2 separate regions of the Homo sapiens genome follow, and region 2 is linked to region 1. The links are chromatin contacts, found by Hi-C or POLR2A ChIA-PET in ENCODE. All regions are on one chromosome and are shown on one strand. Each heading gives the region's core, a stretch centred on a gene start or an enhancer-like site at or near the end of the contact. The rest is flanking DNA. Distances are from core to core; before and after follow the strand shown. Region 1 overlaps SPATA21 (spermatogenesis associated 21). Region 2 holds the start of CPLANE2 (ciliogenesis and planar polarity effector complex subunit 2).

Region 1 (6,664 bases), core at 3,274-5,773:
CACTTGTAGTTCTGAAGATTACACAGTTAAAGAATGTGGTGGGGGCCGGGCACGGTGGCTCATGCCTGTAATCCCAGCACTTTGGGAAGCTGAGGCGGGTGGATCATTTGAGGTCAGGAGTTCAAGACCAGCCTGGCCAACATGGCGAAACTCTGTCTCTATTAAAAATACAAAAATTAGCCACACGTGGTGGTATATGCCTGTAATCTCAGCTACTTGGGAGGCTGAGGCGGGAGAATTGCTTGAACCCGGGAGGTGGAGGTTGCAGTGAGCTGAGATCACACCACTACAGCACTCCAGCCTGGGCGACAGAGAGAGACTCCATCTCAAAAAAAAAAAAAAAGAATGTGGTGGGAATGCAATATCCTAAGATAGGGAGGGACTGGCTGGAACACCCCAGGATCTGTTCCACTCCCCTGAGCCCCAGAAATAGGATGGCCTTCAAGGCTTTAGCCCAGCAAATCATGTCACCTTGATGTATAAAACCCAGGGTGTGCTGCTTTCTGCGGTCCCTCAGCAAGTGCGGCACACGCAGACAGGACTCCCTCTGTCCCAGACAGCTTTCCTGAGCCTTGGGGCCCAGGCTCACAGTGGATCCTAGGCTTCTATTGTCCTTTGTTGCCCATCTTTAGTAATAAACTCACTTTTATAACATGTATGCATGGGTATTCTGCCTCACTGGACTCAAGACAAGTTGGTAACCAGTACACGGTGAGCCTGCCTCACATCCTGGAGGCTTCATATCACAGCCAGTCTAGCTTTTCAGCCGCTCTGTCCATTGTATCCAATATGCTTGTCCCACGAGGCCCAGATGATGGCCCTCTCCATCGTCACTTTTCATTCACCTTCCTTCCCATCTCTGTAACTTTCCTTGTGATGGGTCTGCTGCCTGGCTGCCCTTTCTTTTCTTTGCCTTTTTTCTTTTGAGACGGAGTTTCACTCACTGCCTAGGCTAGAGTGCAATGGCAAGATCTTGGCTCACTGCAGCCTCTGCCTCCTGGGTTCAAATGATTCTCCTGCCTCAGCCTCCCAAGTAGCCGGGACTACAGGTGCCTGCCACCATGCCCAGCTAATTTTTTTGTGGGCTTTTTTTTTTTTTTTTTGAGACAAAGTCTCGCTCTTGTTCCCCAGGCTGGAGTGCGATGGCACGATCTTGGCTCACTGCAACCTCTGCCTCCCAGGTTCAAGCGATTCTCTCTTGAATAGCTGGGATTACAGGCACCTGCCACCACGCCTGGCTAATTTTTTTGTATTTTTAGTAGAGACGGGGTTTTTTTTCCCCATGTTGGCCAAGCTGGTCTCGAACTCCTGACCTCAGGTGATCCGCCCACCTCGGCCTCCCAAAGTGCTGGGATTACAGGCATGAGTCACCGTGCCCGGCCATTTTTTGTGTTTTTAATAGAGATGGGGTTTCACCATGTTGACCTGGTTGGTCTTGAACTACTGACCTCAGGTGATCCGCCCACCTCAGCCTCCTAAAGTGTTGGGATTACAGGCGTGAGCCACTCACTGCACCTGGCCCTGGGCGCCCTTTCTACTCCCTGGCTCTGTCTGTATTCCATTCCCTCTGTATGGCCTAATATCAGTCCTCCCTCTCCAGAAAGCTACCTGCTGGCCCCAGGGCTCCTCTGAGTGCCTGCAGGACTTCCTGTCCAGGACCTCTCATCTCTTGTGGTGCCACCAGCTCAGCTGCATCCTCCAGAGCAGGGAGCAGGGGCCCTCCCCGGCTTTCCTTGTCCTTTCTCTCCAAGCACTGGGCCTGGTATGCCACAGACACTCAGTATGTACTTGCAGAGCTAAATTGTGCCCTCTCCTCTTCTCCCCCACAGTATCCAGCCCACGCTTTGCATGGGGTAGGGATGGGGTAAAAGGCAGAAACACACAGGCAAGGAATAGTTCTTATTTCTCTCTCTCTTTTTTTTATTTTTATTTTTTTTGAGATGGAGTCTCGCTCTGTCGCCCAGGCCGGAGTGCAGTGGCGTGATCTCGGCTCACTGGAAGCTCTGCCTCCTGGGTTCATGCCATTCTCCTGCCTCAGCCTCCCAAGTAGCTGGGACTACAGGTGCCCGCCACCATGCCCAGCTAATTTTTTTGTATTTTTAGTAGAGAAGCGGTTTCACCTTGTTAGCCAGGATGGTCTCGATCTCCTGACCTCATGATCCTCCCGCCTCAGCCTCCCAAAGTGCTGGGATTACAAGCATGAGCCACCATACCCTCTCTTTTTTTTTTTTCCAAGACAGAGGCTTGCTCTGTTTCTCAGGCTGAAGTGCAGTGCCGCTATCTTGGCTCACTGCATCCTCTGCCTCACGGGTTCAAGTGACTCTCCTGCCTCAGCCTCCAAAGTAGCTGGGACAACAGGTGCACGCCACCATGCCCCACTAATTTTTGTATTTTGGCCAGGCTGGTCTTGAACCCCTGACCTCAGGTGATCCACTTGCCTCGGCCTCCCAAAGTGCTTGGATTACAGGGATAAGCCACTGCATCCGGCCTAGTTCTTATTTCTCATCTGACTTCTCACTAGTCTGGAGAGGTACCTCATCTTATTCCCATCCATTCATTTATTCAACACATTCCTGTTGAGTACCTACCACGTGCTGGGCATTGTTTGAGGCACAAAGCATAGAGGAGTAAGTCAACTAGCAAGGCTGCCCTCAGGGAGCTTGCGTTCTAGATAATGAATAGGTTGACAACTTAAAGATAATGTCGGAGGGAGAAAGTACTACAAAGACAATAAAACAGGACAATGTGATAGGCTGAGTGTGGCTGACAGGCTCCTTGAGATGGCTGGCCAGGGAAGGCCTTGTGGAAAAACTGATGTCGAAATTGAAAGTGAATGACTCAAGAGAGCCGTAAGACTGTCTATGAAGAGGAGTTCAGGCACAGGAACATTCAAAGGCCCTGGGGTGAGACTAGGCTTAGCATATCCAAGGGCTGGAGGTTAGACCAGAGTGGCTAGACATAGGGCTTTATGGCTCTTGGTGAAGATTTTGGATCTTATTCTAAGAAGATGAGGCTTGGACTAGGGTAATGAAAGAGGGAGTGGAAGGAAGGGACGGATTCAGGATTTATTTTGTAGGTAGCACTAAACAGGGCTTGTTGACACGTGAAAGGATTATAGAGGGAAAAGGAGGAATCAGAGGTGATTTTGAGCTGGGTTGCATGAGCCCCTTGGGTGAGAAAGGCAGTGTCATTTGCTGGGCTGAAGAAGACTGCTGTGGTCATGTTTGAGAAGTGAATTAGCCAGCCAGAGGGAATTCAAGTAGGCCATTGGATATATGAACATGGAATTTAAAGGCAAGGTCTATGGCTGGGCATGGTGGCTCACGCCTGTGATCCCAGCAGTTTGGGAGGCTGAGGCGGGCGGATCACCGGAGGTAAGGAGTTCGAGAGCAGCCTGACCAATATGGTGAAACCCCATCTTTACTAAAAATACAAAAATTAACCGGGTGAGGTGGTGCTTGCCTGTAATCCCACCTACTCGGGAGGCTGAGGCAAGAGAATTGCTTGAACCTCAGAGACAGAGGTTGCAGTGAGCTGAGATTGCGCCACTGCACTTCAGCCTGGGCAACAGAGACTCTGTCAATTCAAAAAAAGAAAAAGGCAAAGTCTCGCCTGAAGATATGGATTTGGGAATCATCAGAGGGACTGAATGAGATCATCCAGGGAGAGAATGGAGATGGGAGACCAGAGGGTGGAGCCCCGAGGGTGGAGAAGATGAGGAGGAACTAGGGAGGGAGACTGGGAAGGAGTTGCTAGTGACATGGGAGGAGAACCAAGGTAGGGCTGTCATGGAGCCTGGAGAAGGCAGCATTGAGGAGAGAGGGAGCCACTGTGTCTTCTGCTGTTGCGAGGTGGGCTCTGTAAGGACAGAGCTCTTCCATTTGATAAGCCAGATGGAGATTATGGAGACCCCGATAAAAGCTCTCATATGGGGATGTGTTGAGAAAAGACAAGCGGAGGAGGTGAGGGGGACAATTATTGAGGGATGGGGCTGCAAAGGGGAGCAAGGAAAGACGGCTTTTGACGCCAGGTATGTTTGTACACGCCTGTAGTCCCAGCTACTCAGGAGGCTGAGACTAGCTTGAACCCGGGAGGTGGAGGTTGCAGTGAGCCGTGATCACACCACTGCACTCCAGCCTGGGCAACAGAGACTCTGTCTCAAAAAAAAGGAAAGAAAGAAAGAAAGGCAGCTTTTGATATTGTGGAGGCTGAGCCATGTTTGTATGCTGATGGAATCGTCCTGTAGTAACGCAGAGAGGGATCATGTGGTGGGGGGAGGGGACGAGAGCTAATGAATAAATGGGGAGACAGCCATGGGAGCAGGGGCCCATCTTCACAGCTCCCATTGCAGCCAAATCAAGGCAGGGAGGGTGGTGGGTTTGGGGATGCTTCTTCTCATCTGATGCTTCTGTTTGTCAGTGACACATGAGTGAGATGAGGGGCGTGGGGGATGCTGTTGTGAAATGATGACCTGGAGCGGAGGGAGGGCGGTGTGGCCAAGGAAAAGTGAGACTTGCAGGCAGCATCTGACATGAGTGGTTAATGCTTGAAAGTGAAACCCATCAATAAGACAGGATGTTCTCCAACCGCATTAAGCTGCTCAACATGGGTACAAGGCTGAGTGAGTTTAGCCAGGGTGGGGTTTTGCCAATGAACAGAACAGGATGAGACAGGGCAGATGCTGGCAGGGCATGCATGCTAGTGACTGTGTATTTGCAGGTTGCCTGGTCAGGTCAAAGAACTAGGAAGTGGCAGAGCTTGGGGAGGGAAGGATGGCTGGGAGGGGTCGGGGAAGCCTCCCAGGTGTTCAGGGATGCTTTGGATTGTGTGGCTGTGGCCGAGGGCAAATGGGTGGAAGAAATCCATGCTGATGTGGAACAAGCCACCACCTGGGATGAACCCAAGGGCTCCAGAGTGTAAGAGCATTCTTGATGCCCACCCAGAATACACACACATGCATACACACAGGCACAGGCACACACACACACGTGTGCACATCCATGTGCACTTTAACACACAGCCACACACACCTTCCTTGGTTTGACTCCAAATAGGGGTTTGACGTGCCACATCCGCTTCTGCCCTCTTCCTCCTCCTGATCCCCCCTGCCTTTCTCCTACACAGCTCGTCCCCGTTCCCCCTATGGCCCTACTTACTGGTGGAGGAAGAGGCCCCGGTGCTGGGTGGGTCTCCACAGCCTCACCCCTGAATAGAAGAGAAACCCCCAGGTGGGGGAAGCGCTCAGCTGAAGGTTTGCCCCCCTGCCCTCCCCTCTCAGCCCCCAGGACACTCAGTTCCACCCCAGCCTCATCCCCTTGGCCTTCTCATCTCAGGGGGCTCCTTATGTCCCCACATCCTCATATATACAGGCTCACGGAACCAAGAATTCTGGTATTCCAGCCATTACACAGATGGGGAAATTGAGACCCAGCGGAGCATGACTTGCCCAAGGTCCTCTACCAGGTCAGGAGCAGTCTGGACTAGAATTCACCCCACCTGAAACTCAGCAGAAGAGCATCCTTGTTGGGGGCAGGGGATGGCACTGGATGATGACTTACCCTCCTTTTGCTTTTTTAGGTCCAGGCGTGGATGGCAGGAAGGGGTTGACTGTCTTTTCCTCTGGAGCCACGACGGACATTGGGGGCATTGCTTCCTGAGAGCTGTCCCCATGTCCCCCTGGGCTGGGCTCTGGCGGAGCCTCCTGTGGCCTGATGTGTGGGACACCTGCCTCCTTGGGGTGCTTGCCTCCCAGTGGCTGGCCATGGCTGGCCAAGCGGCAGCAAGGCTCTGCTGGCTGCACCATGTCTGCCTGGTGACTGGGGGTGGATTGATATCCGGAGCCCTGTCAAGGACAAGGACACCACGGCTGGGGAGCTCCATCCTCGTTCCCAGGTGAACCTCAATGCTCCAGGCGAACTGGAGACCAGTTATTACACACTTACTAGGGTCCCAGCACTTCAGGCATCATCTTACTTAATTCTCCTAGTGCCCCTAGAAGGTAGCACAGGTACTCCCACATTTTGAAGGGTGAGGAAATTGAAGCCCAGAGAAGGCGTGGCCTACCCAAAGAACCACACTTCCCTATGGGAGTGGAATGAGAGCCTGGAAAATTGAGAAGATCCCCTTTAAATAGGGTTTTCCTTTGTGTGTGTGTGTATTTTTTTTTTTTTTTGAGACAAGTCTCACTCTGTCACCCAGGCTGGAGTGCAGTGGCAAGAACACAGCTCATTGTAGCCTTGACCTCCTGAGCTCAAGGGATCCCCCTGCTTCAGCCTCCCAAGTAGCTGGGACTACAAATACCTGTCACCACGCCTGGCTGATATTTTTTAATTTTTGGTAGAGATGAGGTCTCACTATGTTGCTCAGGCTGGTCTTGAACTCCTGGGCTCAAGCATTCCTCCTGCCTCAGCCTCCCAAAGTGCTGGGATTACAGGCATCAGTCACCATGCTCAGCCTTAATGGGATTTTCCAAGGGATACTTCAAAGAACAAGAATCCTTCATGAGCCTCCTTAAAAAGAGGAGGTTTTGGCCAGGTGTGGTGGTTCACACCTGCAATCCCAGAATTTTGGGAGGCTGAGGGGCAGGTGGATCACTTGAAGTCAGGAATTCATGACCAGCCTGGCCAACATGGAGAAATTCTGTCTCTACACAAAATTAGCTACG
Region 2 (7,064 bases), core at 2,923-5,422, 180 kb before region 1:
TGGATGCCTGAGGGGGAGCCAGGGTCAGCCACTCACCATGGGAGAGGTGGAGATGGGAGGAATAGGGGACCAGGAAGGAATAGGAAGAAGAGATACATCCCTGCCCTGATGGGTCCCTAGTTTGATGAGGGAGGCACAGTCCTTGACCCGGGATAATTCTCAGTCTGATGGGAGAAACAGAAACTGGCCCTGGAGGAGACTCTGGTACACCAGGAAGATGCAGCCCTAGCTATGGCAAAGCAAGTTTCGTTTGTATGTCCAGGGAGACCCAAAGGGCCCAGGACGCTGGGAGATGTTTCAACATGGTGGAACAATCAGCATCCAGTGGTGAGAAACAACAAAGCAAGATTAGCATTTCCTGAGCATTTACCTTGAGCGTAGCTTGATGCTAGGCATGTTACCACCACCACCACCTCTAGTGGCAACCACACAACAACCCTGTGGTACTATTATCCCCTTGGGACCAAGGAGCCCATGTAGGCTCAGAGACGTGAAGTGACTTTCCAAGGCTACAGAGTAAGAGGTGGTCCAGGGCCAGGTTCTTGCCTCCACCCCCAAGGAGGGCCTCCCAGGATGGGCAAAGGATAGAGGTCCCACTCACCGGTGGTCTCGTGGTGCACCACAGGCACCTCCAGGCCAGCCAGCTTGGCCACCAGCGCCGTCTTGCCCACACCACTCTTCCCGGACACAAAGATCTTGTAGCTGGCAGTGTCAATGGACACAGGCGGCAGCAGCACTGGCCGCTCAAGCAGCCCTAGGGCAAAGAGAGAGCCAGGCAGGGTCAAGGGGTGCTGTGGTTTGAAGGTGTCCCCCAGAGTTCATGTGTTGGAAACTTAATCGCCAATGCACCAGTGTTAGGAAGTGGGGCCTAACACAAGGTGATCAGCTGCCCTCATAAATGGATTAATGTTGTTATTGAGGGAGTGGGTTTGTTATAAAAGCCAGTTTGGGCGCCTCTTGCTGTCTTGCTGTTGCCCTTCTGCCTTCTGCCACGGGATGACACAGCATGAAGGCCCTTTCCAGATGCTGCTGCCATGTTCTTAGACTTCCCAGCCTCCAGAACCATGAGCCAAATAAGCTTCTGTTCATTATAAATTACACAGAGGAGGCCTGGTGCGGTGGCTTACACCTGTAATCCCAGCACTTTGGGAGGCCAAGGCGGGCAGATCACCTGAGGTCAGGAGTTCGAGACCAGCCTGGCCAACATGGTGAAACTCCATCTCTACAAAAAAAAATACCAAAAATCAGCTGGGTGTGGTGGTGGGTGCCTATAATCCCAGCTTCTTGGGAGGCTGAGGCAGGAGAACTGCTTGAACCTGGGAGGTGGAAGTTGCTAAGCCGAGATCACACCACTGCACTCCAGCCTGGGCGACAGAGCGAGACTTTGTCTCAAAAAATAAATAAATAAATAACTTAGAGTGTGGTATTCTGTTGTAGCAGCATAAAATGGACTAAGACGCGGGTAAATCCTGCACTTGCCCCATCAGATCCTGGGCTGGACAGTCTCACTTATTTATTTTTACTTTTTTTCTTTACCTTCTATTTTTAATACGGATGGGGTCTCACTATGTTGCTCAGGCTGGTCTTGAGCTCCTGGGCTCAAGCAATCCTCCCACCTTGGCCTCCGAAAGTGCTGGGACTACAAGGCATGAGCCACCACATACAGCCAAGGACAACCTCATTTCTAATGGCTTCTTCAGGGCTAACCAACCATCTGTGGTTCTTTTTTGTTTTTTTTTGAGACGGAGTTTCGCTTTTGTTGCCCAGGCTGGAGTGCAATGGTGTGATCTCACTGCAACTTCCGCCTCCCGGGTTCAAGTGATTCTCCTGCCTCAGCCTCCCGAGTAGCTGGGATTATAGGCATGCGCCACCATGCCTGGCTAATTTTGTATTTTTAGAGATGGGGTTTCTCCATGTTGGTCAGGCTGGTCTCGAACTCCCAACCTCAGGTGATCTGCCTGCCTCAGCCTCCCAAAGTGCTGGGATTACAGGCGTGAGCCACCGTGCCCGGCCTCATCTGTGGCTCTTAATACTCAACCTAATTTTACAGAAGTCTGGGATACAAAGAGACTAGCCTAAGCATTATAGTCAGTCTGTTGATATTTATTTACTAGCTGCTCTCAGCGTTTGTTGTGGGGCCTGCATGACAACCACTGAATGATACATTCAGGTGCATAAACCCAGCTGTTAAAAAAAAACCCAAATGTCTGCAGTTAAAGTAAAAACACAAAAATTAAAAGCCATCACTGCCATTCCTCTAAGTTATGGCTGCTTAATCCTATCTGTGGCATAGATAATATGGTCAGTGGATTCTATGATGTTCCCAGAAAATCAGCTCAACCTTCACTCAATTCTCTTCCACTCAACACAACTAAATGCAAAATAAATACAATAACAGCCAACCTTCAGTGAACACCCACTGCATGCCAGAACCTGCTTGGTATGTTACAAACACCCTCCTTATTAATTTCCCCAGTAACTCTATGGGGTAAATACTGTGATTATCCCCATTTTACAGAGGTGGGACTTGAGGCTAGAGTTCACTTATTCCCAGCCATACAGCTAGCAGTGGTGGAGCCTGGGTCACTTGCCTGGGTATGTGTGACCCCAAATACAGTGTTGCCAGCCATCATGGGATTAGAGGGACAGTGGCCATATTAGAGGGTCTTTTTTTTTTTTTTTTTTTTGAGACGGAGTTTCACTCTTGTCACCCAGGATGGAATGCAATGGCTCGATCTAGGGTTGCTGCAACCTCTGCCTTCTGTGTTCAAGCGATTCTCCTGCCTCAGCCTCCCAAGTAGCTGGGATTACAGGTGCCCGCCACCACGTCCGGCTAATTTTTGTATTTTTAGTAAAGATGGGGTTTCGCCATGTTGGCCAGGCTGGTCTTGAACTCCTGACCTCAGGTGATTTGCCCACCTCGGCCTCCCAAAGTGCTGGGATTACAGGCCACTGCGCCCAGCCTTCTAGAGGGTCATTTTTTGAATTTAATATAATTTCTTTTAAAAAAACAAACAAACAGTTGACTTATTCACAAATTTTGGTTCTAGCTATCTCACTCTCTGGTCTTAAGTCTTCTGGCACCTTGCTTCTCCTGGCCAGAGCTGGGCTCCACAGCTGATTCCAGGCACCTCTGCCGGCCTGACAGCTGGGCCCTGCCTGGGTGAGTCAGTTTCACCATGGGGAACACCAGCGTCTCATCCCAGAGACAGCAGGACATGGAAGAGGCTCACCTCTATTTATTGGGGTGTGATCTTAGCCAAGTCTGTACCATGTGCTGTTGAGAGGTTAAATGGGCGTGCACTGTGTAACGTGCCCAACAGAGGGCCTGGCACCAGGGGAGTGCTCAATCAACTGCATCTCTGGTGACAGTGGTTGCTGGCAAGGTTTCTGCTGTTTCCATGTTCCTGGCTCTGACGATGGAATTAGCTCTAAGGAGATTTAGGTGTGGGGGTCCCAGAGCTAGGGCTTTCAGTCCCCCAGGCTGAAGACTGCTGAAGACTGCAGTGGAGCAGGCCCTCACTGCCCTGCCTCTCTGCTCTCCTCAGGGAGCAACAGGTGACACTCTTCTCCCCAGGGAAAGACAAGTGGCGGGCTAGAGGAAAGGGGGAGGCACTTACCAAACACCCGCCGGCGGTTCTTGCGCAGAATGCAAGCCAGGTACTCCTTGCCCTCGGCACTCTCGTGCCAGTTTGGGACAACCACCGAACCGGGCACGGGAGGTCTGGCCATGGCTGGGCACCGCGACGGGGTAGGGAGGTGACAGAATGCTGAGAGCAGGGAGTGGGAAGGGGAGTGACAGTACCAAGCCGGGCCTGTGATCCCTCTTAACTGCCCTCTGACTCTCCCGGGGGGCCCCAGAAAGTGCAGTCCCTCAGCCGCCTCTCTCCTTCGCAATGCTCCCTGGGGATAGTCATCCCATTACTGCCCATGGAGGGTATTCACACAGCCCCTCTCCCCTTGTCACCTCCGGGGGTCAGACAGCCCCGCTTCTCCTCTACCTTCTAGATCCCGACTCCCAGGGCTACCTAGCCCTCCCCGTCAGCAGTCCCGGCGGCGAACCGACCTGGGTGCCGAAGGCCCCTTTAAACGCCCACCCGCACTCCCGCCGCCCCAGCCCGCCGGGCCCACTTCCGCCCCGCCTGCGTCCGCCTTCTGCGCGTGCTGGCAGCTCCGGCGCAGGTGCGCGCGGCGCATGTGCGGAGGTTGTTGCCATGGAGACGCCGGAGGTTGGGTTGGGCGGGTTCCGGGAGGCGTTCGTCCCTCCTACAACGTCCGCAGCCTGCGCCGCGCGGTGGCTCTGGACTAGGCCTTTTCCTCTGGGTTGTGGATCCTCTTCTCTATGACTCCGTCCGATCCCTAGTCTTTCTTCCAAAACATCATGAAACCCCCCCTCCAGGAGCCTTTCATGCTTCTCTGTGTCTCAGTTTCCTCTTCTATAACGTGGACGTAACATGTTATTCCCTCCATAGCAGTGCTCCATATGTTTAGTTATGATTGTTGCTATTATTAATATTATTGCTCTATTAATCCTGCTTGGCAGGACCTCTAGATGACTTAAACATCTCTGGCTTCACTGATGGGGACACACACCAGCTCAGAGAGGTCAAGGGACTTGGCTCAAGTTTTAAAAAATGAGTCAGAGGCCCGCTGGATTGTATTTTTCATTCATTCATTCATTCAACAAATACTGAGCACCTAGCTGGGAATACAGTGGCCAACAAGAAGTCCCTGCTCTCCTGGAGCTGACTTTTCAGCTCTGAAACTCTGAGCTCCTCTCCACCGTTCCAGCACTGGACACCAGGCCTGTTACCCAGAAGGTGGGTGCTCAGTAAATGCCCACTGGTTGGAAAGAGTGCAGGTGGGTCATTACTGAGAGTTTGTCTATTACATTTAATTTTTACCATTATCTTTCCGCAATGCCTTCAAGTAGGGCAAATCACTGTTTTGAAAGGAATAATTTAGGAGTTAAGCTTTACCTAAGGCCACCCAAGTGCCAGACAGTGGGGACTTTACAGGGGTCACCTGATTTAATTCTATAAACAAACCTGTGTAAATAGTATTACCCTCTTGTACTGACGAAGACTCTCAGAAACATAACGTGACTTGTCTGAGGTCACACCGCACAGCTAGTCAGTGTGAAACCGACTCAGAACCCACAGCTGGCTGGGTGTGGTGGCTCACGCCTGTAATCCCAGCACTTTGGGAAGCTGAGGCGGGCAGATTGCTTAAGCTCAGGAGTTTGAGACCAACCTGGGCAACATAGTAAGACCCTGCCTCTACAAAAAAAAAAATACAAAAATTAGCCGGGCACAGTAGTGCACGCCTGTAGTCCCAGCTACTTGGAGGCTGAGATGAGAGGATTGCTTGAGCCCGGGAAATGGAGGTTGCAGTGAGCCGAGATCATGCCACTGCACTTCAGCCTGAGTGACAGAGCTAGGCCCTGTCAAAAAAAAAAAAAAAAAAAAAAAAAGAACCCACACTTACCTGACTCTAAAGTACTTATCTGTTCTGCCAGTTTGGGTTTTGTGTTTTTAAAACTTTGCCCCTAGCCACTAGGAGGGCTGTTCCTAGGGAAGCAGAAAGCAGCCAGAGGACTACGAACTCACAGATTTTTAAGGCCCATTATGTCTAAGAGAGGGGATGAGGATGTGTAAGACAAGGTGCTTTCTCTCAACTTGCTCACGCTGTGGCTAGGCAGAAAAACCAGATGAATAACCATTCCTACAGGATTCTGCAGGTGGAATCCTTTGCCCATACTCCCAGGTCACATGGTTCCCATTCCTGCAGCTGTCACATCTGCCCAGTCAGGGAGATTCACAGCTGTCCAGAGCTCTCTCCATGGGCCAGGAGTCACTCAGTGGCAGGGCTCTGATCTGAATTATTTCTGGATTTCCAGACTTCACATCCACCCATCTTTGGCTCGTGGAGGGCTCAGTGAGCGTGTGAGAAAATGAAGCAACTTGGCAGAATGAACGTGCCTGTTAATCTGCAACCCAGAGAAGATGTAAAGTCCTCTTGGGGCCATGTGCGGTGGCTCACGCCTGTAATCCCAGCACTTTGGGAGGCTGAAGCTGGTGGACCACTTGAGGTCAGGAGTTTGAGACCAGCCTGGGTAACATGGCAAAACCTTATCCCTAAAAATATACAAAAAAATGGCTGGGCGCGGTGGCTCACGCCTGTAATCCCAGCACTTTGGGAGGCTGAGGCGGGCAAATCACCCGAGGTCAGGAGTTCAAGACCAGCCTGGCCAACATGGTGAACCCTGTCTCTACTAAAAATACAAAAATTATCTGGCTGTGATGGCAGGCGCCTGTAATCCCAGCTACTCTGGAGGTTGAGGCAGAAGAATCGCTTGAACCTGGGAGGTGGAGGTTGCAGTGAGCAGAATCATATCACTGCACTCCAGCCTGGGTGACAGAGCTGAATAAATAAAATTATGTATTCAGTGGAAGGCTGATCAAGGACTCAAAAGAATGCAATCTTTTGTCTCCTATCTACTTTTTTTTTTTTTGAGACAGAGTCTCACTCTGTCGCCCAGGCTGGAGTGCAGTGGCACAATCTCGGCTCACTGCAACCTCTGCCTCTGAGGTTCAAGTGATTCCCCTGCCTCAGCCTCCCAGGTAGCTGGGACTATAGGCATGCCCCACCATGTCCGGCTAATTTTTGTTGTTGTTGTATTTTAGTAGAGACGGGGTTTCACCATGTTGGCCAGGATGGTCTGGATCTCCTGACCTCATGATCCGCCCACCTCAGCCTTCCAAAGTGCTGGGATTATAGGCATGAGCCACTGCACCTGGCCTTGTCTCTTATGTATTTCTAACCTGGAAGCCCCTGCTTCAAGCTGTCCTGTCTTACCAGACCAAACCAATGTACATCTTACACATATTGATTGAGGTCTCATGTCTCCCTAAAACTTAAATGCAAACTGTACCCCTGACCACCTTGGGTATATGTCTCAGGATTTCCTGAGGCTGTCACGGGCACATCCTTAACCTTGGCAAAATAAACTTTCTAAATTGACTGTGACCTGTCTCAGATATTTGGGGTTCACACATCCAACC

The links. Hi-C counts contacts between places; a loop is a spot of excess contacts on that map. ChIA-PET counts read pairs that join two places held with the same protein, here RNA polymerase II (POLR2A). Pooled maps may share reads with other maps.
Region 2: a loop to region 1 is called in a pooled map, with 3 times the contacts of the local background. The contact joins the promoter of CPLANE2 here to the enhancer-like site in region 1. A Hi-C loop is called at or near these places in 2 of 50 pooled maps. POLR2A ChIA-PET finds 5 or more read pairs at or near these places in 3 of 52 experiments (WTC11, activated CD4-positive, alpha-beta T cell and activated CD8-positive, alpha-beta memory T cell).

The regions. Positions count from the first base shown.
Region 1 is chr1:16,416,353-16,423,016 of GRCh38, forward strand. SPATA21 (spermatogenesis associated 21) reads right to left here. Exons shown (of 13, transcript NM_198546.1): 4 at 5,559-5,619; 5 at 5,157-5,205. Among named protein-coding and RNA genes, the nearest start is that of SPATA21, 18 kb to the right of the region's middle. Within about 2 kb of position 4,524, at least 5 of the 41 ENCODE cell types and tissues checked have a DNase peak (open chromatin) inside an H3K27ac peak, as active enhancers do.
Region 2 is chr1:16,233,011-16,240,074 of GRCh38, forward strand. It overlaps CPLANE2 (ciliogenesis and planar polarity effector complex subunit 2), which reads right to left and starts at 4,173. Exons shown (of 5, transcript NM_030907.4): 1 at 3,621-4,173; 2 at 602-754; 3 at 1-7. The coding sequence starts at 3,732. RefSeq lists an enhancer at 3,666-4,210 and a silencer at 4,051-4,230.